Regions from separate parts of the Homo sapiens genome. Here regions 1, 2, 3, 4, 5 and 7 are each linked to region 6. The links are chromatin loops, found by intact Hi-C in ENCODE. Cell type or tissue: endothelial cell of umbilical vein. All regions are shown on one strand.

What was found. A loop is a pair of places that touch in the nucleus more often than their neighbours do. Peaks named below come from ENCODE experiments on the same cell type or tissue, not always from the same donor. Only the 100,000 strongest peaks of a DNase experiment are listed, where the experiment ranks them.
Region 1: it touches region 6 in a loop (21-fold over the local background); 69 of 110 quality-filtered maps call a loop at or near these places.
Region 2: a loop joins it to region 6, with 4 times the contacts of the local background. A loop is called at or near these places in 5 of 110 quality-filtered maps.
Region 3: it touches region 6 in a loop (9-fold over the local background); 100 of 110 quality-filtered maps call a loop at or near these places.
Region 4: it touches region 6 in a loop (14-fold over the local background); 4 of 110 quality-filtered maps call a loop at or near these places.
Region 5: it touches region 6 in a loop (4-fold over the local background); 6 of 110 quality-filtered maps call a loop at or near these places.
Region 7: it touches region 6 in a loop (3.0-fold over the local background); 4 of 110 quality-filtered maps call a loop at or near these places.

The regions. Positions count from the first base shown.
Region 1 is chr7:150,777,168-150,781,167 of GRCh38, reverse strand. LOC105375566 (a long non-coding RNA gene) reads left to right here and starts at 39. Exons shown (of 4, transcript XR_928163.2): 1 at 39-485; 2 at 2,083-2,273. In endothelial cell of umbilical vein, a CTCF peak has its summit at 2,279 (motif pointing left); a DNase peak (open chromatin) is centred at 2,247; H3K27me3 peaks cover 1,010 bases.
Region 2 is chr7:151,058,409-151,062,408 of GRCh38, reverse strand. SLC4A2 (solute carrier family 4 member 2) reads right to left here and starts at 2,820. Exons shown (of 23, transcript NM_003040.4): 1 at 2,647-2,820; 2 at 371-484. The coding sequence starts at 421. It overlaps LOC128092247, which reads right to left and starts at 481. Exons shown (of 1, transcript NM_001414898.1): 1 at 431-481. The coding sequence starts at 481. The coding sequence ends at 431. RefSeq lists enhancers at 1,119-2,026, 3,550-3,639, 3,680-3,729, 3,810-4,000 and silencers at 2,127-2,716, 2,757-2,946. In endothelial cell of umbilical vein, a CTCF peak has its summit at 2,400 (motif pointing left); DNase peaks (open chromatin) are centred at 2,598 and 2,838; H3K4me3 peaks cover 2,624 bases; H3K27ac peaks cover 2,184 bases.
Region 3 is chr7:150,896,670-150,900,669 of GRCh38, reverse strand. No RefSeq gene overlaps it. Among named protein-coding and RNA genes, the nearest start is that of AOC1, 46 kb to the right of the region's middle. RefSeq lists silencers at 1,912-1,971, 1,989-2,149 and an enhancer at 1,855-2,149. In endothelial cell of umbilical vein, a CTCF peak has its summit at 2,029 (motif pointing left); a DNase peak (open chromatin) is centred at 1,999; H3K27me3 peaks cover 370 bases.
Region 4 is chr7:150,284,422-150,288,421 of GRCh38, reverse strand. It overlaps ACTR3C (actin related protein 3C), which reads left to right. Exons shown (of 8, transcript NM_001164458.2): 5 at 1,882-2,055; 6 at 3,577-3,669. Among named protein-coding and RNA genes, the nearest start is that of LRRC61, 37 kb to the left of the region's middle. RefSeq lists enhancers at 921-1,420, 1,421-1,922. In endothelial cell of umbilical vein, a CTCF peak has its summit at 2,142; no DNase peak of the experiment used is centred here.
Region 5 is chr7:151,113,335-151,117,334 of GRCh38, reverse strand. AGAP3 (ArfGAP with GTPase domain, ankyrin repeat and PH domain 3) reads right to left here. Exons shown (of 18, transcript NM_031946.7): 2 at 484-542; 3 at 153-240. Among named protein-coding and RNA genes, the nearest start is that of AGAP3, 29 kb to the right of the region's middle. RefSeq lists silencers at 1,753-1,812, 2,013-2,062. In endothelial cell of umbilical vein, no CTCF peak of the experiment used is centred here; no DNase peak of the experiment used is centred here; H3K27ac peaks cover 1,075 bases.
Region 6 is chr7:150,986,410-150,990,409 of GRCh38, reverse strand. No RefSeq gene overlaps it. Among named protein-coding and RNA genes, the nearest start is that of NOS3, 2.6 kb to the left of the region's middle. RefSeq lists a promoter at 1-41 and enhancers at 1,312-1,471, 1,978-2,018. In endothelial cell of umbilical vein, a CTCF peak has its summit at 1,734 (motif pointing right); a DNase peak (open chromatin) is centred at 1,539; H3K27ac peaks cover 674 bases.
Region 7 is chr7:150,875,589-150,879,588 of GRCh38, reverse strand. LOC105375567 (a long non-coding RNA gene) reads left to right here and starts at 2,459. Exons shown (of 5, transcript XR_928171.3): 1 at 2,459-2,580. In endothelial cell of umbilical vein, a CTCF peak has its summit at 2,302 (motif pointing right); DNase peaks (open chromatin) are centred at 78 and 2,318; H3K27me3 peaks cover 810 bases.

The sequences.
Region 1 (4,000 bases), 210 kb after region 6:
TTCTTGGTTGAAATTGTTGTGGTGGGGAAATTTTTTTTGAGAACCATCGAGTTAGTGCTAGCATAGAATCTAACAAGAAATGGCCCTGCATCCATTCTCTTTTCTTCTAATAACAGCCCCAGATTTCCATTTTTGGACCTACCTTTTCCTTTTTATCAGGCTAAGTGTTCATGGTGGGGCTCTGTCCTTAGTTCCAGGGATAAAGCCTGTGACCCAAACTTAAACCGCAGATCATTTTCCCCAGGCCATGGAGATTGTTTCAAATGTGGGCACATGGCCTGAATGGGTCATATCAGAGTAAATCTTAGGGCTTCTGGGTTATGCCACCATCACAGGCTCTTGCTTTCCTCACTGAACTTGAACCTAGACGGATGTAAGCTGGAGCTGTGGCAGCCATCATTGCCCTGTGAAAAGTCCACTTGGAGCTGCCAAAGACCACCCCAGGAGCTTCAGAATGAAGACAACCTGGAAGTCAGAGCTGACAGGTGAGAAACAACAAACAACTCACACCTGATTGTATTGCTTGAATTCTGAATTCAGCAGTGCTTGAAGCCAGATTGAGTCCTGACCATTTTAGTATACGATCATTAAGCAATCTTTTGCTTACGACATGTGCGGTTGAAAGAGTCCCAATTATAATAGGCTGAGAGACTAGGTATAGTAACTAGCACTTAAGTGGGTTGTCTAGGCTGTAGGCCCCAGATATTTAGGAGCTGCACTCAGAGGCTCCTGAGCAAGGTATGTGTCTGGGGTGACCCCAAGTGCACTTGCCAATCTGAACTGTGAGGAAATACCATGTAATGGGGGAGAGGAGAGTGTGGCAGGCATTCAGATACTTTGGGGAAACTCACTTCAAGCAAGTGTTCTGTTCCTTAAAAAGCTGCATATAAACTCAAGTTTTGCAAATGTATATGTACATTTATATATACATATACATAAAATGTATATGTACATTTATATATACATATACATAAAATGTATATGTACATTTATATATACATATACATAAAATGTATATGTACATTTATATATACATATACATAAAATGTATATGTACATTTATATATACATATACATAAAATGTATATGTACATTTATATATACATATACATAAAATGTATATGTACATTTATATATACATATACATAAAATGTATATGTACATTTATATATACATATACATAAAATGTATATGTACATTTATATATACATATACATAAAATGTATAGTTTATTTGTCTTAGATAATTCACTCTGTAGACAAAATCCAGGTGGAGTAACAGTGCCTGTGAACACTGGATCCCCAAGAGTCTATCTTAATGTCGGTGCTAGAGAAACAGAATCAAATCAGAATTCTAGATCCCATTTACGTCTTAATACCTGCACTCTGCAGCTGAAAAAAGCATGAAGAGGCTATTTATGTACTCATCTCATTAAAAAATAAAAGCAAGGCTGGGCGCGGTGGCTCACACCTGTAATCCCAGCACTTTGGGAGGCTGAGACGGGTGGATCATGAGGTCAGGAGTTTGAGACCAGCCTGACCAACATGGTGAAACCTGTCTCTACTAAGAATACAAAAATTAGCTGGGCGTGGTGGCGCACACCTGTAATCCCAGCTACCCAGGAGGCTGAGGCAGGAGAATCGCTTGAACCTGGGAGGTGGAGGTTGCAGTGAGCTGAGATTGTGCCACTGCACTCTAGCCTGGGTGACAGGGCAAGACTCCATCTAAAAAAAAAAAAAAAAGCAAACACAACTCAGTGAACTCAGTGTGTAGAGTGTGCTATGATTTATTTTAAAAGTGCGGGTAGTGGTGGTGGGGAACAGTATGGACATTTCTGCTGTAACATTTATATATTGCTGAAAAATCTTGCATTCCTTAAATATTTCATGTTAAAAACAACAGACTTATGAGAGAGTTATGGTTGGATCACGTTGTTGAAAATTAGTGCTTTGTGAAGAGCGCTAACAAAAGCAAAAAACCAGTCTTAATACAGATATTAGTACAATGAGAAGACAAGTTAAATTTCTTATAAATGTAGAAACACTGTAATAAAAAAGAAAAAAGAAACCTCTTTACTTTTAGAAATAAGGTGAAGTTAGCTTGAGGAAAGAGCTGTAAGGAAGAGTGAAGTCAGCTGAGTCAAGGACACAAGCGGAAAATGTGCAAAGATGAGCCAGAAGCATGGAAAAGTACCTCCAAGACAGAGGAGAACTGATCCAAGAGAAAGGAGATGGGAGTGGGCATCACGTACAGCCAGAGGGCGCCACCTGCCGGTAAGAGCTGAATAGTGAACTTCGTGTTTCTTGGGATAAAACATTGTATAATACACAGTACTGGGAAGAAAATCATATACGCACTAATGTGCCTCTACGTTATACCGCCGTCATTCCCCTAATTTATCACCCCCTTATGAGTAAATTCGGGTTACAAAAACTTGTGTAACATAACATTGTATATATTCTTTGCAATGTATGCAAATACACACAAATATGTAAATATATGTTTATTTGTTTGTATACGCGTAGGATAGTTTCAGATGGAAACACCCAAAGTAGCAACACTGACTGCCTCTAGGGGGGGAAACCGAGCATCTAGAAGGTGAGGTGTGTGTGGGTGTACTTTTGAGGTGTTGCCCACCTGTATGTTTTGAATATTCTCTAATCAAAAAAAAAATTTAAATAGAATCATTAAAATTTTTTAAAACTGAAGACTTCCCCTGGATCCTTTCCATCATCTTTAACTAGAACCATTCTGGCTTTATGACTAAACCTATCTGCTTTGGTCATTTACTTCTTTAAAACGAGACAACCATGTGACATCCTAGGATCCATCGAATGACCTGGTTCACAAGAGAAGCCAGAGTGCAGTCAGGACAAGGCAAACAGCCCTTTACTGGAAGAATTGGGCAATCTATCTGGTGAGAGGTAAGTTTAAATAGGGCAGTGACACTGCACAACAAAGTCCCATTTTTTGGACTTTATGGGGGTTGAAAACCCTGCCTGACAGACTCAGAGTCCTTAACCAGACTGCCCCAGCGGGGAGAAGGGTACCAGGAGGGTTTCCACGAGGGCAGAGGCAGCAGGTGTCTGACTACCTACTCCATTTGCAAGGACGAATGGAAAGCCAGGGCTCACCACACAGGTGAACAGTAGAAGACTGCATGAGCCGATGGAAAAACAGACCCTAAGAGCAGCAGAAGAGGAGAAAGTCCAAATAACATCTTCAGTGAGATTAAGACTATAGTTTATGGCAGTCTCGTGCATCTATCAACAATAAGAACATGCTATATAGAGAGACAATTAGAAGACAAGAGTTACCTAGAGATTGAAAATATAATTGCTGAAGTTAAAAAACCCTTTATTGGCCGGGCGCAGTGGCTCACACCTGTAATCCTAGCACTTTGGGAGGCTGAGGCAGGCAGGTCACTTGAGCCCAGGAGTTCAAGACCAGCCTGGACAACACAGGGAGACCCTGTCTCTACAAAAAAATTGCAAAGATTAGCCGAGCATGGTGGCATGCACTTGTAGCTTGGGACTACATCCTAGCTACGTGGGAGGCATAGATGGGAGGATCACCTGGGCCCGGGAAGTGTGAGGCTGCAGTGAGCTGTGATTGCACCACTGTACTCCAGTCTGGGCAACAGAGTGAGATTCTGTCTCAAAAAACAAAAAAACAAACAAACAAAAAAACAAAACAAACAACAAAAACCACCTAAACTAAACTCCCCCCAAAAACCCTTTACTTAGAAAATGATGAAAAAGAGAAAGTGGCATAAAATATTAGTGAAAAGTTAACAATTCAAGAGGGCCATCTGAGATTGGACATCCACTGGCAGGCATCTCTGAGTGAGAACAGAAGAAAGAGGAAATATGAAGGCATGGGAAGGGAGCTGCACAGAGTTAAGGAAGACTTTGGTTTGCAGAGCGAAAAGGATTGCCTAATGGAAGCACAATAAGTAGGAAAAAAATACTCACTTAGACTCATATATATGAAGTTCCAG
Region 2 (4,000 bases), 72 kb before region 6:
CAGGCGAGCTCCGCCCAGAACCCTGGCCCGCGTGCAGACTTGACCTGCGCCTCTAAGGCCAGCCGGGTCTGAGACGGGTTGCTGGGTGAGAGACCCAGGGTTCTCAAAGTTCCTCAACCGCTGAGGCTAAGCTACCTAGGTCTTCAGGTAACAGCCTCAACTCCCTCCCCAGGACTGGAAGACGTCTGATACCCCCACTACCCATCCCCCCCTACGACCATCATGCAAAGTCAGGGTAGGGATGGCAGCATCCTCCCAGTCTCCACACTCACACACGCTCACACCCCTGGTTGGCGAGGACCCTTGGCCGGAGCACCCAAGGCTGCCCAGGGAGGGAAGGTTGGGCTGGCGACCTGGGGGCCACACTCACCGTACAGAAAGAATCTGCGCCCTTGGCGGGGCGCCGAGGGGCGCTGCTCATGGCCGAATCTTAGCCCTTTTCGCTGTCGCTGCGGCTTTCAGGGCAACGAGGCGGAGGCATAACCTGGATGGGGGAGAGGCCTGATCACCATCGAGAGCCCTGGGAGGGCAGGAGCCACCACGCGCAGGCTGCGCTGCTGGGGATCCTCCTGGAGTATGAAGGGCCTCAGAGTGGCCCTTAGCGGCAGCCACAGCACAGAGGAGAGTTATTTATAGGAAGAAAAGAGAAGAACAAGGAGACAGGAGAGGACTGAGGCGAGGGGGGCCGAAAAGGGCCGAGAGGCTGAGTAGAGGGAGGAGGAGAGAGGAGGTGGGAAAGGCCGCAAGAAAAATGAGGGAGAAAGGAGTCAAGGCCCAGGCCCGGAGAGAAAGCAACAAAGATGAGGGAGGGAGTGATAATGAGCTGGGGAAAGAGGGGAGTGAAGGCCCAGGCAGACAACGGAGCCTCGCAGGGTCAGGGCACCCACCAGAGGTGGGCCTGAGACCAGAGAGGGTGTGGTGGGGAGGGTGAGACACCCCGTGGAGCCGGGGCCGGGCTGCCGAGACAGGAAGCAGACGAATGGAAGAACTCTGGAGAGAGCCCAAGATGCCCCTGCAGGGAGGGGGTGCCCCCTCCCCAGTACAGGCCGGCAGGAGGCTTCCCTCCCCCAGGTCCTTGGGGACCGGCAGGAGGGAAGCAGGCTGGCTGGGTGGAGGGCAGGAGCTCAACTCCACTCACTCACTGAGAGAGAGGAAGGCACAGAAGGTGGGCATGGGCTGGGCAGAGCTTTATAATGGGGGAGGGGCATGTGATGGGCTGGGAGGGGGTGGGCACCGCAACCTTGAGGTTCTGCCTCTGAGGGGCAGTCTGGATCCCGCCCCTCTAGAGCCTGGAGCCAGGAAAATCTGAGTGGCAGTGCTGCCACCCTCCTGACTGTGACTGTAGGGAGTCTGGGGAGGACACTGTGTGGTGGGGGCAGAGAAGGAGCTGCAGGAGGGAGCCCAATCCCTGCAAATAGGGGGCGCATTCCTAGCGGGTCAGCACAGGGGGCACCCAAGACTGGCAAAAAGTGACGGTACCCAACAACCCATGCTCCCAGTGTGTTGCTGGGGACTGGGGGTGCCTGACTTAGGAGTAAGACAAGTCAGTGTAGCGTCAAACAATATAGGTCTGGGGGGGTCACCCAGGATGGGGAGCCTGGCAACACATTCTTGGCAAGCACTCCAACTTGGCTAACCACGCTCTTCCCCTCCCCCTCAGCAGGCCTTCAGCCAGGGCGGGTGGTGTGGGTGAGCGTGAGTGCACCCAGTCTGGGAAGGGTGTGGGGAGAGTCCGCCCAGAGCACCTGCAGGCGCCCACTCCCACCTCAGGCTGTGCCCTCGTCGCGCTCCTCCACACTCCTCTGCACCCCCTCCCCTGCTGTCCCAGAACACAAAGCAGCTTCTGTCCAGAGCATCGGTGCCGATAATCCGGGTAGGGGCACATTCCCGGGACCAGCCCCGACCGGCCCAGAGGATTAGTATCTCTCCCCTTGACCAAGGGATTAGCACCTCGGACCCCCACTTGGGCATTAACCACCCCCCAAGTGAACTCGTAAATTCCGCAGCTCTTCCATGTGGGGCTGGCGGGGGAAACGAAGGGGGATAAAGTAGACCCTGGGTTTCAGGCAGTGCCGCCTCTCACACCCAGCACAGAACTTCCCGCCTGGACAAACCGACCCCGGGAGTCAGGTCCAACTCTCCGGGCTCATCTTTCCCATTCCCACCCAGCTGCTCCCTCTTCTGTCTGACCCCTTGTCCGACCTTACCCGCCACCCGCCTTTCCTGGCTTCGCCTCTCAACCCGGAGATTGGGGATGGGGGCCCCGGGCAACCCCCAGTCTGGGCGCCCCGGACGGGACTGAAGGACTATGCGGGGGGGCCGGAGGGGAGGGGTGGTCTGGAGCCAGCCGGGGAGTGGGAGGGCCGGCGGCGCCTCGGGGAGACTACCCCCTCCTGGTGGCAGGGGGCGCGGCACCCTGGCTTTAGGGAACTCTGAGAAGGGGACCCCGGAATGCCCGCTTCCGACCAGCACTCCATCCGCCTCCCCATCCTTCTCCCCAAGACCGCGGTTCCCCGCGCCCCAGTCTCCGCCCTTTCCTCCACTTCCACTCCCTCCCCGCTCGAGTCCCGAGTTCCCCCCTCTCCTTCCCCCTCCCTTCCTCCCTCTGCGGCCCTGGCCGTCCCCCGCCACCACCTCTCCGCCTACCCGCTCGCTCTGGACTTCGTGCCCCGGGGGTCTCGGGGTCTCTCCCCGTCCTCCGGCGCACTCGCGCGCTCCCGACGACTGCCCCGTGCCCACCCCGGGGCGCGCCCCCGCCGCTCCCAACTTCTCCCAACTCAACTTTCCCCCGCGCCGCGGGCAGGCCAGCCCCCTGCGTGCGCGCCCCCCGGCGCACCGTGCGCGGTCCCGCCTTCGCGGGTGGGGAGGCGGGAGCGGGGGCCGGGGCGGGGGCGCGCTTCCAGGCACAGCCCGGCACCAGGGGCCGCCCCCGCCGTCCCTCTGCCCCAAGCTTCTCCACTCGGGGCTCGGGAGCCCCGAGGATGCCGTCCCTTGGCTCCATTACGGCACCTCTGAGTGTAAAGGAGCCCTTCTCACGCTAGGGATCCCAGGCAGCAAAACGCAGGCACAAGGAAATTCGGGGAAGTCGAAACATAAACGTATCGGGGTTGAGATTCTCTTGCCCCCCTCAATAACCCCCGTGCCTCCAAGAAAGCCCCTGAGGGACGGGTGGCGAGTGGGTGAGAAGGGTGACAGGGGCTGGAGGCTGGCCGCCCGGTACCCTGAGCTGATCTGGGAGAGGGTAACTTGTTAGAGGCTCTCCACTTCCAGAGAGGGACAGAGATTCGCTGTGCTGGCCTCCTTCCTCTTGAATGGAACCTCCACACTGAACCGAACCCTAGGCAGAGCCATCACTTATCATTCAAGACCTTTGTGTGTAGTTCTTTTTTGCCCAACGAAATCACAAAGTCTTCCAGATAAGGAATACACTTTTTGCTTCTTTTCCCTTGTGTATGCAAAAGCATTCAGATAGAAACGAGTTAATTAACACGTGTTTAGCAGCAACTCTGGTTCCGGTGCTGAGGAGTGCTGTTTGGGATCCTTTTCCCTCGGTCCATAGCCCTCAAGAATGCAATCATGAGACAATTAGAGAGGCAGCGTAAGGGAATCTATAATCAGCTCCTTTAAGGGGTGAGGCAGAGGCTGCTGCAAGTTGAGCATCGGTCTGTGGTCTTGTCTGTGGAGGGGGTTAACCAACCTGCCTGCCACACCCTGGCTGACTCCAGTGGGCCCTGTTCCGGAGACTGGGGTCTGAGGGGGACCCCCAGGGCTCCACCCAGTTTTCCTCAGCATGTCAGAGTTCAGCGGCTAGAGTCGGGTGGGCTCCGAGACAACAAACGGGGCTCAGCAGAGAGGGGGTCTTTGGCGTGTGTCCCTCCACTAAAATCCAGCCTCGAAGGGGCACAGCTGTTCTCCCAGCCCTGCGGTCAGCTGTTCCCTGTGAGGTCATCATCGCTCACAGGCATTCCCCAGTCAATTCTGGGGTCACTAGGTGGCTTGG
Region 3 (4,000 bases), 90 kb after region 6:
GAAATGAGGATGTCATAATTTTGTCAAAGTAATGCTGCCCAGGCCAGGTGCCGTGGTTCACACCTGTCACCCCAACGCCTTGGGAGGCCGAGGCAGGAGGATCACTGAGCCCAGGAGTTTGAGACCAGCCTGGGCAACATAGTGAGACCCCTACTCTAAAAAAAAAATTAGCCAGGCATGGTGCACACCTGTAGTCCCAGATATTTAGGAGGCTGAGGTGGGAGAACTGCTTGAGCCCAGGAGTTCAAGGCTGCAGGAGTGACCTGTGATTGCACCACTGCACTCCATCCTGGAAGACAGAGAGAGACTCTGTCTCTAAAATAATAATCATAATAACAAACAGCTCTCAAACTCAGTGCATTATGACAACCAGTGTTAATTACTCTCATACTCACAGGTCTCAGATGGCTATAATTTGGCTGATCCAGGATAGGTGTGGCTGGACGGCCCTGCCTTAGGCTGTAGGTAGCCTGGGTTTGACGCAAGTTCAGGTGGTTGCACCAAGTTTGTCCTGGGGCACAGCAGAGGCTCTCTGGAGGAAGCTCTTCTTACCCTGGACTTCTGGAGTGGAAAGAAGGAGCCAGGCCATGTGGGCGCATGGAGTGCTTCTGCTAGTTCCATCCTCCAACAGCCCCAGGGCCAAAACACGTCAGGTGGTCAAGTCCAACATCAATGAGCAGGGGAGTCTATACGGGAGGAGTGTGAGTATTTGCTGAATAATAATAACCCAGACTGTCACCCGCCACCTCAGAGAGGAGCTGTGAGGACGGAGGGAGTCACTGCCTGGTTTGTGCACATGTTAAATGCTTACCCCATGCTAACTGATACGTGGAGGATGTAGGGATGGGTCAGATTCTCAAGGTCTTGATAAATCACGTTGAAAATTTTGGGAGCCATGGAGGCTTCAATCAGAAGGGTGACAGGGTTTGATCTGGATTTCAGAGCAACCCCTCTGGAAGCCGCGTTGAGGTTGGTCTGATGGAGGCGAGACTGGGGTCTCAGGGTGATGAGCAGTAAGTCATCATGGGGAAAGGAAAGATGGAACGAATTCAGGAAATGCTGGGAAGGTGGGACTCACGGGTAGATGGCAGAGGGGCTGTGTGGAGGGAAGCAGGTGCCTAGGCTCTCGGTTCTTGGCTTGGGTCAAGGGACATGATGATAGACCCTGGGCTGGGGAGCACAGGAGGAAGGGCTGGCCTGTGCAGGGGATAGAGGAGGTGATAAACCGGCTTAGACATGTGGAGTGTGAGGTTCTCACAGGACGTTTAGGTAGAGGTACAGGTCTTGGCGTGTAAGAGAAGAATATGGACATGGGACATATATTTGGGAGTCAAATCGGTTAAGGGGCAGGCAGGAAGTGAGCCCCAGTTATTGAGGTTTCCAGGGAATGGGAAATATGCTGGGTTGGCGCAGGGGAACTCCAGTGGCGCATATTCACATGTGGCTGACGTCGCCGTGAGATAGCCATCCTCATATTCTTCTTCTAAACTAAAGCCTGAAATTACTTGGGGGTGGCAAAGCCCAGCAAAAGAGCCCACCCCCAGCCTCCATGGCTAAGGCTTGGCCAATGAGTTGTAAGACAAGTGATGTCTGTGAATTCCGGCAAAGCACAGTGAAGGTAGCCATACCCTTCTCTGTCCCCTCCTCCATCCTACTGCCTGACTTGTATGAGATGGCTGGAGCTCTGGCAGTCACCGTGGACTAGGAGGCTGGGGGCTACATCCCAGGTGGAGGCCGTGAGGAGGAAGGAGGCTGCGTGCCCTAGGCCTTCATGGGGCCCCTAAGCCACTCAGGACTGTGTTTACAGAGAAACACGACTGTCTCTTGTTGAAGCCGCTGTGAACACATTTTTCTGTTCCATTCAGCTGAACTTGGTCCACAGGGAGCCATTTTGAGTCTGCCGTTCTTGGTCAAGCCTCACCCCGGGGGCATTTCCAGCCTCTGTTTTCTCCGCGGGATTAATAAGAGGCAGCCGTGCCCGGTCCAGTCGCCGCGAGGTGTTGTGCGCCACCTGGTGGTCGCGTGGCAGACAGCATTCCTCCAAGCGAGACAGCACCAGCGGCTAAAATGCAGCTATCTGCACCTCGAACCCAGCCCATCTTTTAGCCAATGACAAGCCAAGTGCCCCAGAGTCCTGCATGGCAGTGGACGCTGACAAGAACTCCAGGAATTCCAGATTGCATGGAGCTTCTCGGCTCAGGTGTGTTTTCGGAATCAACTGCGGGCAGTTTCCAAGGAGCCAGTTGGCGGTCCCTGCGTCTCCTCGTCCAGGTCGTGAACTTCTGTACTAAAGGATTCCATGTGACCCCTCTGCTGCAGACTCTGGTCTCAGAGCAATAGTGAGAGCTGGAGAGAAGGGAGGGAGATGACTCACTGCTTTACTGAGCAGGAAATTAACACCAAGGGAGCCTAACCTGGCAGCAGCCTGGAAAAATTGGTTTGCGGTGGTTTGAGCAGTGGGCAAAGTGGGTTTATGTGGGCGAGCTTATTAACACTTCCTTTTGCTGACTGCGGGTACAAGCTTGAAATGGCCAACAGTGCAGCAAATAGAGACCAAGTTGCAAAAATGAGTCTTCATCTCACTGAAGTTTGAGAAATTGCAGAGGCTCGTGGAGAGACTCCTGGTGCCAGGACACGCAGGTCTCCACCCAATCTGGCCACTCTGTGTGTGACCCGGGGCCCGTCCTCTGTCTCCAGGCTCCCCTTGCTACATGAGGTGGCCGGAACACTGCCTGGGTTTTGAGGCCAAGGGTTTGTAGGTGTTGGTGAAGAGAAGGGGCCCCCAGGCTAGGTGAGGGGACCTCAGTTACCTCCCCCTTTCCCAATCATCCTTTTCTGAGGCCACCTTCAATTGCTACCCTATCCTAAAAGGCCTCGAAAAGCAACAGGCTCTGGTGTCCCGACATCTTCTGGTTTCCTCTTCTTTCTGTGAAACAACTGAGTCTCAGCTTTTCTCATTTGCATCCCCACCTGGCAGCTGAAGAGCCGCAAACAAAATAACACCTGCTTTACATGAAGGGGAAGTGACTTGGGGCTGGAGTGAGAGGTGGGCCCGGGTCATAAGTCCTTGTTTGTTTTCTTCTTTCCTTACACTGCTTGGTGGGTTCTTCGTGGTCCTCCGCAAAGAGGGTTTGGGAATGGCGGGTGTCTCTCTCACTCGGAGCCAGCCCCTGTCTCTCTTCTGCACTGTTCCTGAGCCTGGGGTGGGTGTCTGGAGCGAATGGACTGGATTCCTCCCCAGCCCCAGGGTCTCTGTCTCTGGTGAGGGGCAGGTGGCTGTGTGTTGAACAAGCCTCTCCCTCCTCTGATCCACAACCAAACACATACAGGGATGTCCCGGGTAACTCTGGGAGTGTCCCTGTCTCTGGCCCTGCATTCTGGGGTCTGTGAACTGCAAATTGCTAGATGGAGGGATCTGCCTACCCCAAAGGGGAATTTCCAGGGAGAGGGATCTGTCCACCCCAAGGGGTGTGGCCAGGGATCCTCCTCCAGGAGATGAACCCCACAGACATGACTTTGGGTCCAAGCACCATCAATGCCATTTCCTGGGGCTGCATGGCTGGGAACCAGTTTGCCGACCAGTCGGAGCTAGATAGGGAGGGGGCAGGGCCGAAGTGGAGGTCTCCCCCTTTCCTTTCACTGCCTTTCTACATGCGGTGCTGGTCCTGGATCTGTTGTCCTGAGACTCTACACTTGTCCTCTCCCTCCTCTGCCATGTCTTGTGGGGACAGACCCCTGCAAGTGGTATCTCCCACACTTCCAGGTTCCACCCATGGGAGGCCTGAGCATGAGACAGAGGGGGCTGGACCTTCTCTCCCTTTCTCTCCAGCTGCGACAGACAGGCCCCCAGGGCTCCCAGCTTCCACTGGTGACCCGGCTGCAGGGTCTGGGAACTCCACGCCCTCCCTCTGCCCCTGCCTCTCTGGGCATTGCTGTCTCTGGAGTACCCACCCTGTTTATCTCTTAGTTCACCCATCCTCCCAGCTTCCAGTTCCCTGAA
Region 4 (4,000 bases), 700 kb after region 6:
GAAGAAAAAAAAAAAAAAGAATTGAGCCTTTTGTTATTGACGCCCAGGGTCCACTCCAGTGAGTCTGAGTCCTCCCTATTTCCGCCAGGATTGCTGAGCAACACTGCCAAGGAGGGGCTTTCCTGACCCTCATGCTGGGCCTTCAACTCTCCTCACGGGCTGTTGGGGTTCCAATTTGGACCCTGAAATCTGGGCTGATGTGCTCGATGTGACTATGTGTCTCCCCCCAGTGAAGGCTGGGAGTAAAAGAGACTGTTCGTAGCCTCCGAATCAGCTGCCCTGGCCCTGCTCTGTGGGGTAGCCCTGTTAGTTCTCACCTGACTTCTCTCTTTGAAGGAACAGATCCTGAAAGGCGTGGTTTAGAGCTCCCCCCGCTTCCCCTTACTGCCATGGCCTTCTGTGGTCGCGAACAGGCCTGAGGGAGTGTGTAACGTGAGCACACCAACCTTGCAGCATGAATCCTGAACCTTAAGGTTAAGCCTGTTACTCTGCACCCAACTCAATGGAAACATTTCCTAGGAAGCATTTGAGTTAAGTAAGCTGAGATGCTGTAGGATGTTGACCAGGCCTGTGAGGAGAACTGAATGCCTTTGTCTCCAGTCTTGGTAGATTTGAGGTTGTAATCAGCTGACCCTGTTGCTCTGTGTCATCAAAGAACACAGGGTTGTGTAGCACTTCTTGCCTGTCAGTCTTCTTAAAATTCCGCTAGAGTATATCCAAGATACCCAGAAGATGGCATTAGAATATGTTTCAGGGATGCTAAGAAACTTTAAACTTAATACCACGAGAGCGTCTTTGGAGGTCCTTGAGAGAGCCATTCCTTCCACAGTGTGCTCAGCGCCAGCTGGGCGGCCCACCTCGTGCTTCCTGTAGGCAGCAAGTATCTGGGGGTCACCTGCTGCTATGCTGAGGCCAGCTCTAAGGACACATATCAACACAAAGGTGTCCAAGAACATTCATCTTACCAGATACCCATGAAACACTTCGCATCCCTCAGGCTGCCTGTCGGTGCAGGGTGGGAATCGTTAGCGACTTCTCTCGCAGCAGCAGCAGCAGCAGCATCCTGGCGGCTTCAGTCCTCCCACCTGACTCTGCTTTTCCTTTCTTCCCCGGGACCTATCACTTTATAACCTACCATGTCATTTACTTATTATGGTTGCTTATTGTTTTCTGACTCCCAGCTAGAGTGTAATCTTGGCAGGGATCTGTGTGTTTCGCTACCTTGTGTATCCCAAGTGCCTAGACAATAAATCTATGTTGATTGAGGGACTTAGAATACCCAGTCAACAAGGTACACTGTCTCTAGGCAAAGAGATGGTGTCAGTGGAGCTGATGACAGTGCTGTGGCCAGCTCCACACCAGATTAACAACCAGCAGGTTGACAGTGGCCACCCGGCTTGTGGCATGCTGGGACCCAAATGGGACCCAAAGAAGCCTCTACAGTCAGGTTTAGGGTGTAGACAGTGCCGCACTCGGTAGTTGAGCTCGCAGCACGGGTCCACTGGTCCAGTGTGGACCACAGTGAGGTGCCAGAGCAGGCCATAGGAGGCATCTGAGAGGAACAAGGCAAGACGAGGTGCTTTCTAGACACCTGTAGACATCATTTCAGATATGATAGCGATAGAATTGGATAGACCAAGGCTGAGATTAATAGCTGAGTTGCAGAGAAAGCAGACTTACCTGTCCGAAGTCCAAGTGTAACCATGTCTAACATGAAAGACGATGGAATGTGAGGCTTGATGCATATCCACACTAGAGTAACGGTGGGGGCGGTTCTGATCCCAGGGTGTGTTTACTGCATGGGCTTCCTGGTTATTTGTCTGAGGGCAGAGACACTGGGCAGTTGTTAATGCCTGGCAACATCTTTGTGTGTGTATGCAGGAGAAATACTGTTACATTTGCCCCGATATAGTCAAGGAATTTGCCAAGTATGATGTGGATCCCCAGAAGTGGATCAAACAGTACACGGGTATCAATGCGATCAACCAGAAGAAGTTTGTTATAGACGTTGGTTACGAAAGATTCCTGGGACCTGAAATATTCTTTCACCCGGAGGTAAGGTGTTTCTTTTTTTGTGTGCTCAAGTGTGGGATGGAGCGATACTGCCACCCAGAGTGTAGAAAGAGCAGTTCCCAGCGAAGGGCCTGTGAGCAGGGTGGCCGTCATTCGGTCTCTCTGCATCCCCCATGCAGTTTGTCTGCTTGACAGATTGTTCAGTTTGCCTCTCCGTAGAGCTGGTTATCTGTTTTAATAGTTAAGGATGGGTTATACCACAAATAGTTAGGAAGACTTTTAGGAGCGATAGATGATAATAGAATTAAAAGTAATCTCCAAGGGTTGTGGGTGGTCACATGCTAGCATTACAAGTAGCTACTCTCAAGGCCTGTATGGAGGTTGCCTGTGCATAAGAGTGGGATAATATGTAACCTTTCTATCTTTGGTGATTGCCCTTCCTAACTTCTAATTTTAACCCTGGACAGTTGGTCCTGCTCTGTTCCCTGCTGCAAGTTAGGTAAAGCTTCTGTCTAAGGCCAGCATTTCTATTATTTAGATAATCTTAAGAATTAGAAATGTCATCATTTTAACTAGTAGTCATAAGGAATTATTAGTACTTTTGCAGAAAGCAGTAATTAGGAGGCACATTTTAAGATTTACATATAATGCATTTTATTTATATTTTGGTATATATTCCTGGCTAATTCAGTTTATATTCAGTAGGTGGGTTACAAACTGCTGTTTGTTTTTAGATGTGTATATGACTATTTTGTACAGAGAAATAGCATAGAATGTGTTCCTCGCTAGTAATCTGAAGAATAAAATAATAACAATGATAATCTAGTGAATGCTCACTTTTAATAGTATTGATTTGAAATGGACATAGAACAGTCAAATGTCCAGTGAACAGCTGGTGAGCAACTGAATATCCTCCTCCTTCCTCTGAGAGTGCACATTCAAGCTTACTTTGATTTTTAAAATATTTCAAATGAAATGTAATTGAGTTGAATTCGTTATACTTTAGCTTATTTAACTTATGGAATTGAATCTATGGCTGTTTATTCAATAACATGATTATCATGTGGATTGTTTCATGTTAAACAAACCCTTCTCATTAAACAAAACACTTCCCTGCATCTTCTAGACCAGGTTTAATTAATCTTTCATTGAACCTGTTTCTTTTTCCTTATATCCTAATTTTCTCATAATACGAATATTGTCAAATGATATGTCAAAGTCATGTTTCTCACTGCGTGTCACGTAGATCGTGCACATACTCTCCACTGCTCTTAGTAGACTGAATCACTGTGTATTCATGGGGTGGGGGTGGTCTGTCTGTGATGTTGTTGGTATTTTTTCTTCACTAAATCCATACATTTTACCTCATGAGGAGAAATGTGTCATCACCACCCCACGCACACGTAGTCACATGGGATTCATTTGACATATCCTTCATTCCAATGTGAATTCTTTTAAGTTATAATAAATTGTATATTTGTTAAAGTTACTTTAAAGGAGTGTTCATGTTGTTCTATTTGAGAGAAATGTGTAATGTTTCTTTTATATTGATATACAATTCAGTTTGCCAACCCAGACTCTATGGAGTCCATCTCAGATGTTGTTGATGAAGTAATACAGAACTGCCCCATCGATGTGCGGCGTCCGCTGTATAAGGTATGAGCTGCATGGGTAAGGTACTTTGATTTCATTCCACAATTAAAGGCCCATAATTCTTAGAAGACGGTATTACTGTCTATTACTAGTAAATATCCCTGTTTCACCTTCTGTTTCATAGGATTTGTTAAAGACAATATAATTGTAAGAGAAAATGGAAATATGACTCAGTTAACTAGAATTTTTATTTTATTTTATTTTATTTTGGAGACGGAGTCTTGCTCTGTCACCCGGGCTGGAGTGCAGTGGTGCGATCTCAGCTCACTATAACCTCCGCCTCCTGGGTTCAAGCAATTCTCCTGCCTCAGCCTCCTGAGTAGCTGGGACTACA
Region 5 (4,000 bases), 130 kb before region 6:
GAAAGAATCCAGGGGCCAAGAAGAAATCTACAGCTTCCCATGCGGGAGGGAAGAGGACTGGAAGGGGGCTGGAGACCCCCCACCCAGACCCTGTGGGCAGGAGCTGGAGGAGTGGCCGGCCTCAGGGCCCAGGCTGGGCCTGTGACGCTCACCTTCAGGGGACTCCTCCTGGACATAGGTCCCCGTCAGATAGCGGTGCACCAGGGCTGACTTCCCGCTAGACAGGTTCCCCACTATGCCCTGCGGGAGAGGAAGGGGTGAGTGGGTCAGAGGGCAGAGGGCACGAGGGAGAAGACCCAGCAGGAAAAGCAAAGAAGCAGCAGGAGGGAGAAAGGCCAGGGCTGAAGGGGAGGAGAGAGGGCAGAGAGGGCCAAGCTGAGCAGAGAAGGGGACAGAAGCCGGAGAAGCAAGGCCCAGGCCCGCGGCACCCAGCCTCGCCCCCCCAGCTCCAGGCCGCCGGTGCTGCCCATGGGCCACACTCACCACTTTAAGCTCCGGTACGGAGCGGCTCAGCGTCCACTCCTGGCTGTTCACAAACGAGTCTGCGGAAGACAGAGCCGCCCCGTCAGGGCCAGGGTGGCACACACACCTGTCCCAACCACTGCTGCCTGTGTCACCTATGATGCCCTCCCCAAGCCCAGGCCAGAGGACAGCAGCTTCCTCCACGGGACCCCCAACCCTCACCCCTAGTTCCCCAGGAGGCAGTGGGAAGGTTCTTCTTGAGTGAAGCAGAGTAAGGATGGTCTTCAGAACAGGACTCTGAGGGCTGTGGGCTCAGTCCCCCTGGTTTCGGCCCTGTGTCCTTCCTCCTCTTCCTGCTCCAGCAGGTTTATTGTCCCCCCACCAAGCCACACCTGGCCTAGTGCCCCTGTGGCCCAAATACCAGGCCCAGGTTAGAGGCCACTCCAGCAGGTCTCAGAACAGACCCAAGGGCTGGGCACCTGGTTGGGGGGCAGACTCCTGCAAGTAAGAACAGCGCACCCTGGCAGGGTGGGGCCACCCACCACATTCCTGAGCCGGGTGAAGAGGGAGGAGCCTGGCCTGGCCTGGCCCTGTTCTGCCAGGGGCAGGTGGATAGGGAGCCATCTACCCCACCCGCCTCCTCTCTAAGCTCCTCCTTAGCAGGGAGGCCGCCTCCTGGGCTCCCTTCCCTTCAGTCTGTCCTCAGAACCTGACTGGCAAGTCCCTTTACCCAGAGCCCTCCGACAGCCAGGCCCCCATCTCCGTCACCTCCAGGTTCCACATGGGTGCTCGGGCTAGCTCTGGGAACCCCTCTCTAGCTGGGCAGCACTGCTTCCCTCCCTGGCTCCCAGAGGCACTGTCCCAAGTTTGTGTCAAAGAGCAGTTATGACGACCAGGTCCACAGCAGTCCCTAACCTCATGCACAGGGGCAACCGGAGGCGAGCGCGCTGCCCCGACAGGGAACTAGGAAAGGTGTCTGGCCTAGCCCAGAGCCCTCTGACTCTGGTGAGTCTCCTCTTCCTTTCCTGGGCCGCACCCGAGAGCTCCCCCTCCGGCCTGTCCTCCTCGGCCACTGCCGAAGACCCCAGACGCCAGGCGCGGACGACACTCGGTCCAGACCCCAGACCCCGCCAGCCCCGGACGCGCGCGGCAGCTCGCCTGCCCTGGGCGCGTCCGGCTTTTCTCCCGCGAGCTGTTTTCTGCCAGACGCCCCCCAGGCCCGCCCCCTTACCGCTGGGCGCGCGCAGGAGCTCCGGGGCCGCAGCCGCCCGACGGCCCCACAGCGGCGCGGCGGGCGCGGGCTCCCTCCGGCGGAAGCGGCTCGTGAGCAGCCTCCAGAGGCCGGCGGCGGTGCGGGGGCGGCCGGGCTCCGGCGCTGCGCGCGGGGCGTCGGAGCCCAGCAGGTCGCGGCGGCTGGGGAAGGCGCCTAGGGAGCCGGCGTCGCCGTCGCTACGGGTGCGCGCGCGCGGCGGCCGGGCCAGCAGCCCTGACTCGGAGCGCCGCACCTCCTGGCCGCGGCGCAGGCGGAAGCTGAAGCTCTTCCTGAGCGCCGCCAGGCCGCGCCGGGGCCCCTCCGGCCCGCGCCCGCCGCGCAGCACTGGCCAGCGCTGGCTGCTCCACAACGCCGCGCCGCGCAGGAAGCCCGCGCTGCCCGCGCGCCCCAGACCCGCGCCCGGCGCCTCGGCGGCCGCCAGCTCCAGGCGGTTCACCTCCAGGAAAGTCATGCTGGCCGGCCGGGGCCGCGGAGTCGGCTCCCCGCGGGTGCGGCTGCGCCGGGTCGGCGCGGGGCTGGACGCGGGGCTGGGCGCAGGCGAGACGGGCGGTCCCGAGGGCGCCAGGCCCCGGCGGCCGAGGCGCGGGCGCAGGAGGCCGAGCAAAAGGCCGCGGGCGCCGGTGGGCGGCGGCTCCGGGCCGCCCGAGCACACGCTCCGCGGCCGCGCCGGCTGCTCACTGGCGGCGCAGAGGGCGGCCTGCAGGGCGGCGGCAGCGCGGCCGGCCGAGGCGCCGTGCAGGTCCAGCGAGTCGCAGACGCTGTGGGCGCGGCGGCAAGCGGCGGGCCGCTCCCCGGGACAGCTGTCCCCCTGCGGCCAGCCCCGCTCCATGCTCAGGGCCGGCGGGCGCGGGCCAGGCCCATGGCGAGGGGCACGGGGCTGGGCCCGGGCCGGGGCCGCGGCCGGGGCGCACGGACCTCCGGCCTCTGGGCACCTGGTGTGGGCCGACCGAGTCCCTCAACTCCTCCACCTCGCGGCCGGCAAGCCCAGACCTGGAGAGGCCGGGAGTCAGCCCAGCCCGGAGAGAGAGGCGGCAAGTCTGGCCTGGAACGCCCGGGAACGGCGGCGCGGCGCGGGGGAGCCGGCCTGCTGGGGCAGCCCCTGGGAGCCCTCGAAAACAGGAAATTCCAGCCCAGGGCGCCTCCTAGGATCCGGCAGGTAGGTGAGGAGCTGTCATTACGAGCAGGCCAACTAAATAACAGTCCTCAGTCCACCACACACTGGGCCCCATTTTGGAGAAAAGCGGGCCATTTCTCATTCTTCAAAGGAAGAGCCAGAAGAGCCAAGAACATGAGGCCCAGAAGTATGACAAGCCTGAGTGAGACGTCAGAGGCAGCCATGCCGGGTCTGCGCGCGTGTCCTCGTCTGCAGCACGCGAGCTTCAACGAGGTGGTCCTGTCTTAGTTTCGGCTCTGACATTCTGAGGTCGAGAGTTGCTGGCTGCTACAGTCGGTTTCTGTTGATGACTGAGGCTGTCTTCTTTGGAGATTATAAAATCCAGAAGATACTCATCTGTCTGGACTGAGTTAAGCGTCCTGCCTAAGGGCAGCAGAGAAGTCAAAGATAACCTCCGCTGCAGTTCTGGGTGAGTGACTCACTTCTGAGGCCCGGACCTCTCCAGGCCCCTGCTGCTCACTGGGTCTCACCTCCTGTCGGGATGATGGGCTGAGATCAAGTGGTAGCCTGCGGTACTGGCTCCAGCCTGACGTTCTGTAAATGAAAACACTCCTCCAAGCTCCGAGGCCCTTCCAATTCATGACTGTGGGCTGCCTGGACACCCAGTAAACCCAGAGCTCACCCAGAATTGGAGGCAAGAGCTCCCCGGCTGTGATTGACACTGCATTGTAAACATCAGTCCTCTCCCAGGCTCTGAAGCCCAGCCAGTTTCCGGTCATCCATAAAGTCAGAAACCACTGGCTGCCTCAATACCAGCCACGGATCAGGAGAAACCAGTTTAAGTAGTGGCAAGGGACCAGGGGCTTGCATTTCCTTTAAAAAGACAATACTGCCCACTTTCCTCCACCCCCAGTCCAGCCCAACTCCCAGCGTCCCTTTCAGCTTTAGAATTCCATGGACCTGGTCAGAGCCAAGTGGGAGATACAAGTGGCACATTCCTGAGGGGCTGAGTGGGAATGCCTAAGGAAGGCAGGGCCTCTCCATCCTAGGTGCTCCCTGCAGAAAAGAGCGCTGGAAATTCCCAAGTCCTGGGCTGGATCTCCCAGGCCTGGAGAGGCCCTGGTGGTGAGTTTGTATTTCCGTGGGACTAG
Region 6 (4,000 bases):
TGACTCCTCTGTGAGGTCTTCCTTACGTCCCCTTCTCCATGATCTCTGGGTGGCTGTCACCCTGTCCCCAAGGCCCCGGGGACAGCTCTTTCTCTGGGCCCTCCTGGTCGTGGTTTTTGGGCAGCTTGCTCTGTAAGTGTGGGTTCTCACTTAAATGAACCTGTGTGCTCTGAACCTGTGTGCTCTGGAAGACACAGGTCAGTTCCTCTCTGTGGGGATCCTCTGCTGGGTTGAGCTCCTGCACTGAGTGGGATTGCTTCATACATTGGCTTGTTTTGTTGCAAATGTGTGCAGCCGCCTGGGGACTGGAAGCTGTGCTCTGGAGGCAATGGAGAGGGTCCACTGAGAAGGGAATTGGCTGAGGCTAGATGGGTCTGTGTGGGCAGAAAGAAGTCAGTCTAGGTGAAGGGGAGGAGTGCAAGAAGGAGCACTCTGTGGCCACAGGGAGGATGGGTTACAGTTCAGTACAGCCAGCACTGAAGGCTGAGGGTCACAGGGAGGATGGGGTCCAGTTCAGTACAGTCAGCGCTGAAAGCTGAGGGTCAGAGTAGGCCTGGATTGGGTTTGAATTGGGGCAGAGGATGCCATGGCAGGGTCTTAAGAAAAGGAGGAAAAAAAAAAGTTAAACAGACAGAAAAAGTCAGAGATGAATGCTCTCTGGACAGGGGATTCCCTGCTTCCCCTTTCTTGGGCCGTGGCCAGTGTTGTCCGGAGTGTCCTGCCTTCCATCAGGGTGCTCTGATGAGAACAGTTGATTCCCCCGCCTGTCGGAGGAGGCCTGCCGTCCCCAGGGCTCTGCCTGGTGCTGGCCTGCTCTATGCCTGCAGCCCTGCCAAGAATGATGCCCATGCATCTTAGTGGCTGACTGCTCATATTGGTAACCATGTTTTAAAGAGGACTTTCCGAAAAAACAGTTTTCAAGGTTGGAGATTTGGTGTTCGGCTGAAAGAATTTCCATCTTCAATCATGAGATCTGAAGCTGAATGGGCTTTGGAGATGATCTGGTTGGGAACTGAGCCCCCTTGTCCCTGACAGTGGCTGTGTTTCCGCCTCGGGGAGGGCTGGCCCAGACCCCAGGGGTAAGGTGACAGCCTTCTGTGGGTGAGTAGGGATCCCTCCCTGGGGAGGGCTGTGCCCTGTGCCCCCTGCCCCCTCCATAATGCCAAAGAGGCGGCAAATCTTGCCCCTGCCTTCCCTCTCAGACCAGAGTGCTCTGCAGGGCTGGGCGGGGGACGCCTTGACCTTGGAGGGCTGTGCTGGGAAGGGAAGGCCTTGGGCCTGGGGTGTGTGCATGGGGGCCTGGGTGGTGAGGGCAGGGGTGACTGAGCGGAAGTCCCTGACTCTTTATAGCCCAGCCCGGGGCTGTTCAGTGTGAGCTGGAAGTACCCCACCCTTGCACTATGAGCAGCTTCCTTCCTGCCTGCTGGCAAGGACGGGTGGGGAGCGGGGAAAGGAGGGAAGGGAGGCGGGAGCAGCGGGAGAGGGGCGGGGAGCAGCTGCCGCCAGGCCTCCCCCTCCCGAGGATGTAACTCATGCTGAGTGCTGGGGGGCGGAGAGATTTGCTCAGCTTCCAGATTGCAGAATTGGTGCTGAGCCTTTGGTGAGGGCGTTGGGGCGGCTTCTGGGATGCTGAGGGTTCCGGGCTGTGGACGCGGTTGCCGGTCTGAAGGGGCTCCTGTGTTGATCCTGGGCGCCCCCTGGTAGCCCCAGCCCTTCTTGAGACAGCCACATGAGGGCAGCAGAGAGCCGAGGAGGAGCGATTTCAGCACAATCGTGGGATCAGACACCACGAAGGGAGGGGGAGACCCAGGGGATAGGAAAGGAGCCAACGGCATCGGGTGGTAGGTCTACACCAGCCATCTGGGGTCCCAAGGTGGCTCATTTGGGCCCACCCCCAGAGGAGCAGATTGGGACAAATCTGCGCCTCCCTGCTTCCTGCACAGACCACATGGGGTGTGTCAAACCGAAGGCTCAGGAGGTATCTTCACATACACACGTACACGCACACACATACATCCATGCATGCATGCACACTTTCTTACACATATATCCATGCATGCATGCACACACATACACATATATACATGCATGCATGCACAGTCACACACACATACATCCATGCATACTCTCTTACACACACAAATGTTTCGGGGAACGTTTGATTTCCCCACAAATTCATAAGTTGAGATCCTAGCCCCCAAGGTGATGGTGTTAGGAGGCGGGGTGTTTGGGAGGTGTTGAGATCGTGAGGGAGGAACCTTCCTGAATAGGATGCGTGCCCTTAAGAAAAAAACCCCAGAGAGATCCCTCACCTTTCCATCATGTGAGGACACAGTGAGAAGGCGCTGTCTATGAACATGGGTCCTCACCAGACCTTTCCATCATGTGAGGACACAGTGAGAAGGCACTGTCTATGAACCGTGGGTCCTCACCAGACATGGAATCTGCCAGCACCTTGATCTTAGACTGCGGCATCCAGAACTGTGAGAAATAAATTTATGTTGTCTTTAGGCCACCCGGTCCTTGGTGTTTTCTTACAGCAGCCTGAACAAACGGACACACACACATACATCCATGCATACGTGCACTCTCTCTCTCTCTCTCACACACACACACACACACACACACACACTCAGGGCAGTGGTGTTGAAGGAAGAATCTAAACCTGAAGGTTGATCAAGGCCTGGAGATTCTTGCATTTCCCTTGGGAAGGTGGAAGTTGGTCCAGACTCCCAAGAGCCCCCAGAGGCTGGCAGACCCCTGCCACTGCCAGGGTAAGGTCTTGGGTTTCCAGGTCACTGGGTCTGTCAGCCAGGAGGCAGAAGCGTCTCTGGAAGAGGTTCACCAGGCTCTGCCCCAGGGAGCCCACCTGAGGGCGGGGCAGCATCTCCCTGTGCCCCCTCCCTGCTCCCCAGCTGGGGAGCTCCCCCCCTCACAGTTTTGCAGTTGTCCATGGGTTGTGCATCCTGGGCTCCCTCACTGACCAGCCTCCTCATCTGGGCCCTGCCCCTCCAAAGCTAATTTGGGCCAAGAGCATCTGTGTGGATATGAAGGCTTTCCCATCCGTGGGAACTTGAAATTTCCTCCTTTTTTTTTTTTTTTTTTTTGAGATGGAGTCTCGCTCTGTTGCCCAGGCTGGAGTGCAGTGGCGTGATCTCAGCTCGCTGCAAGCTCCGCCTCCCGGGTTCACGTCATTCTCCTGCCTCAGCCTCCCGAGTAGCTGGGACTACAGGCTCCCGCCATCAAGCCCAGCTAATTTTTTTGTATTTGTAGTAGAGATGGGGTTTCACCGTGTTAGCCAGGATGGTCTCGATTTCCTGACCTCATGATCCGCCCGCCTCGGCCTCCCAAAGTGCTGGGATTACAGGCGTAAGCCACAGCGCCTGGCCGAAATTGTCCTTTATTCCGGGGATCCAGAGTGAGAACGAGGGGGTTTCAGGGGCAGGCTGAGGCCTCCTGAATGCTCACCATAGGTGCCCTGTCTTGGGCTCTGAAGGCCCTACATACAAAGTCATCCTATCTGCTGAGGCAAAGATATAAGGTTACCTCGGACTTGAGACGGATGGTTGTCAGGGATCCATCTGACAGGCCCTGCCCCCTTCCTGCCTCCTCCTGTCTCCCTCTCCTGCCACCCTCAGCCTGGCCCAGTTTCCTGGCATGGTTGCTGTGGCGCCTCTTGGGAATCGGAGCTTTGGGCCTCAAGTGTGCCCAGCATGGAAATTCCACAGCAACTGTCACTGGGATCGTCTGGACAGAACCCTCTCAGGTGCCCCCAGGAGGGGCTGGGCCCTCTCTCCAGACCAGGGTGGGAGGAGCAGCCTTTAGAGCCCCCTGCTGATCTGTGAGATGTGGAAATCCTGACTTCAAGCCCTGGAGAACCTTCAGTCATTGGTGACTTGTCTTTTTTCCTGCTCTCCCCAAATGGATTACATGCCCGACTCCCAGTGACCTCCCAGAGGCGTCCCTGACATATTTGCTGTTGATGATGACCTGAGGCTTC
Region 7 (4,000 bases), 110 kb after region 6:
GAGCTGGATGGAGAGGGAGCTGTGTTTTCCTGGCTAAGTCCATGAAGAGTGGAGCTTCTGTTAAGTGAGTTGGGGGGATGGAGGAGAGAGGAAGTGAGTCATGGCTCAAGTGTCATAGATTCTCATTGTTCTTATTGGGAACAATTTCCAGAGACTTTAAATGCTTAAAAATCATTTAACTAGATATAAGTGTTTTGCTGGGGAGCAGGTCTGCAGAGCTCCTCATACAATCATTCTGGAAGTGGTCTCTGCTTTTTTCTCTTCCTTCTTTTTTCTTTCTTCCCTTTCTTTTTCTTTCTGTGTGTAGTTTCTGTTTTGTTTTGTTAACCTATGGATCAACAGCAGAAGATGTCAGATGTAAGAAATGATGGTAGGACGTGGGATGCTATTAGTAGGTATATCAGCTAATGTTGAAGACACTACTCTTAAATCAAGGAAAATATGATCAGAATAATAAATTTTTAAAGTATAGTGAACAAATTCTTCAGTAAGGCTGAAGGTTAAAAGTAAAAAGTTTCAAAGCAATACTTTTCTTGGCTCTTCTTTATAATAATTTATTGTCTAGTGAGCTACTAACCCTTTTTCTTTATGACTTGATTGCCCCCGTATGCTAAAATACTTGCTGTTTTACTTTTCCTTTCATTGACATTTACAATCCTTTGTCTTTTAGTAGTTTCACAAGCTTTGAAACAATGTTTAGATAATTTTAAAAAATAAAAATAAAACAATGCTAAGGGTACAATCATTGATGTTTTAAATATATCAGCTGCTATAAGGCACTTTGTCCAATTTTCATAATAATTTTGTCTTAATGGTGTTAAGAGCAAAGATTTAAGATTTACTTTCTTAGTGCCATAAAAATAAGAGCTATTCAGCTGGGTTTCTGAAATATTAAGTGCAATGCAAAAGTTTGTTTGCCTAATATCCCTGGACACCAGGCTTCCCAAAATATCCTGCCCCAGACCATAGCCACATCTTCCCACTAGATTCCTGGGCAACTAGAAACAATGGTAAAGGAAAACAAGGTCACACAATTTTTTTTGAGATGGAGTCTTGCTCTGTCACCCAGGCTGGACTGCAGTGGCGCGATGTCGGCTCACTGCAAGCTCAGCCTCCCTGATTCACACCATTCTCCTGCCTCAGCCTCATGAGTTGCTGGGACTACAGGCGCCCGCCACCACGCCCAGCTAATTTTCTTTTCTATTTTTCGTGGAGATGGGGTTTCACCATGTTAGCCAGGATGGTCTTGATCTCCGACCTCGTGATCCACCCGCCTCGGCCTCCCAAAGTGCTGGGATAACAGGCGTGAGACACTGTGCTCGGCTAAGGTCACACTAATTGTTAGCTGGGAGTGGACCCCAAACCTGTTGAAAGAACCCATCAGCTTTCCTTTAAGAAGGTAATGCCACAGACCACAACAGATAATTGAGGGTTATTCTGTGAGCTTCCACTAAAGCTAAAACATGTGTGGAAGGGACAGAAGAGAGGATAACAGGTTTGCTGGCCTGTTTACCACTTGGGGACGTTTGGATGGATGATGAAGAAGAAAAAGAATCAAAAGGACTGGGGCTCATCACAGGTGGGAATAGTATAATATTAGCTCTTCATTCAGAACCATGGTAGCAAAAAGAGAGAAAACTGCATCTGTGGACTGAATTATTCCCCTCAGCCCTCTACCCCAGTGTGTCTTCTTTTTGGGAATAGAGTAGAAAGCCAGGAAAATGGTGGGGATCTAGGAGGAAGCAGGCATCTCCTCTGACTTGCACGTCCCCCTGTTTCACTGTCCTTTGTTAACTCACTGTGTTTGACAGCCACATCTGTGGTCAGCCAGGGGTGCAGCTGCTCCTACTGGTAGCTAATGGCCATAGAACACCAGGGGCGTCTTAAAGCCCCTTCTGTGATCCGCACCACTGCTCCTGGGTATACTCCCAGGGTCTGTTATATGGGTAACATGCACCTCGCAGCAAGATCTCCTGAAATGGGTTAGGACAGGAATATTAGGTAATTGCAAACCCATACTTCCCACCATTCTTGTCTTCAATTATGGCCAATTACATAGTTACGGCAGCCTTGTATTGTTACAATACAATCTTCCTCTATGCTTAGGAACCTCTATGGAGATGGTTGTGTTACTTCAACCAAAGACAAGAAGAGACTAATCTGCAGAATTAGAACAATTCCCTAGTTCTTCAACAAATCAGTGCTGCTTTTCTTGCCAATAATAGACGTGTTTGTATTTCTCCGTGGAAACCCTTGGGGTAAACATGTTGCTTGTTCTTCCAATAAAGAATTGAACCACCAGAGGGCCTCAGGCGACTCAGGAGGTTTGGGAAGAGACAAAGGCACATGCTTAGAGGGTCTGGAGAAGGCGAGGAAGAAGGAAGGGAGCCAAGTAAAACATGTGACTGACCAGGGGCTTTGGAGAAGACAAGCCCTGCAGGAAGGCACGCATGTGGTCATTCTGTCTGTAGCCTCCCATTCCTCCCTGCTTTCCCCAGCTGCATCTACCTGGATCCTGAATTTGAACCAAGTGGTCCAAACGGCCCGGTCACCTGAGCAACCCCTCTGCAGGAACCGCAGGTGTGGGCGGGGTGGTGGGGAGGAGGCGGGGGGGTGGGGGAAAGGCGGGGGGTGGGGGGAGCTCAGCGGCGCCATCTAGCGTCCAGACAGCGGTGGCTCTGGGAAAGCTGATTGTTTTCTTAGCCAGAGGAGGAAGAGAAGGTTGGTCCTCAGCGCCTGGACGCCTGGTAGACGATAGGGGATGACATGATGAGTAAAATAAGGACAGGAACACGCCGAATCCCCTTTCATAATGATAGGACCACGCCAAATCCCCTTTCTTTTTAAAATTTGACATATACCCTTGAATATATATGTATTCTTATAAAATATGGTTATCTGGTATGTATTTATGTATATTGATATAAAGCTGCAGATTTAAAAATAGTACTTCTTTCATCTCTCTCCATCTACATAGTCTTCGTGGTTTTCAGTAAAATGATAATTTCTGGATTACTTAGATGTAGTTATTATGATCCAACCCTTGAATAAGGGGAGTTGAGAGTTGGTGAAACATCCCTGTCTCAATATTTGTTCATGCCATATTTCCTTTGAAAGAATTTACAGATAAAGGCATCAAATACCTGAAAAAGTAACAAGTTTACTATATTTTACTTGAGAATTTGTATATATATTTTTAAGAAAGCTTTTTAGTTTTGGCGTAATTATAAACTCACAAGAGGTAGCAAAAAGAGTACGGAGTTCTGTGAACCTTCAACTGGATTTCTCTAATGGTGACATCTTGCAATGGACTGAGTATGTCTCCCTCAAATTCATGTGTTGAAATCTTAATCTCCATAGTGGTAGCATTAGGAGATGGGGCCTTTGGAAGGTGATTAGGTCACAAGGGCAGTGCCCTCACAAATGAGATTAATGCCCTTATAAAAAAAAAAAAAGACCGCAGAAAACTCTCTTGTCCCTTCCACCATGTGAGGACGCAGTGGGAAGATGGCCAGTCCATGCACCAGGAAGCAGGCCCTCCCCAGACACTGAAGCTGCCAGGGCCTTGATCTTGGACTTCCAGCCTCCAGAACTGTGAGAAATTAACTTATGTTGTTTATAGGCCACCTAGCTACGTGTTTGGTTATAACACCCTCAATGGACTAAGACACAGATAACTGGAGTACAATGTCAAAACCAGAAAATCCACATAGGTACACACTACTATTAACTAGGCTACAGAAGTTATTCGGTGTTCACTGCTTTTAAACCTGCATTCATCTCTCTCTCTCTCTGTCTCTCTCTCTGTCTCTCTCTGTGTGTGTGGTTTTGTGTGTGCATACAGTTCTATGCAAGTTTATGTCAGGTGTTTTTGTCAGGTGTGGATTTGTGTAAGCAGCGCCTCAGTCAAGATGCAGAACTGCTCCAACACCACAAAAGAACTCCCTCTTGCTACCTCTTTTTATTAACATCCATGCCACCACCCCAATCCATCCCCATC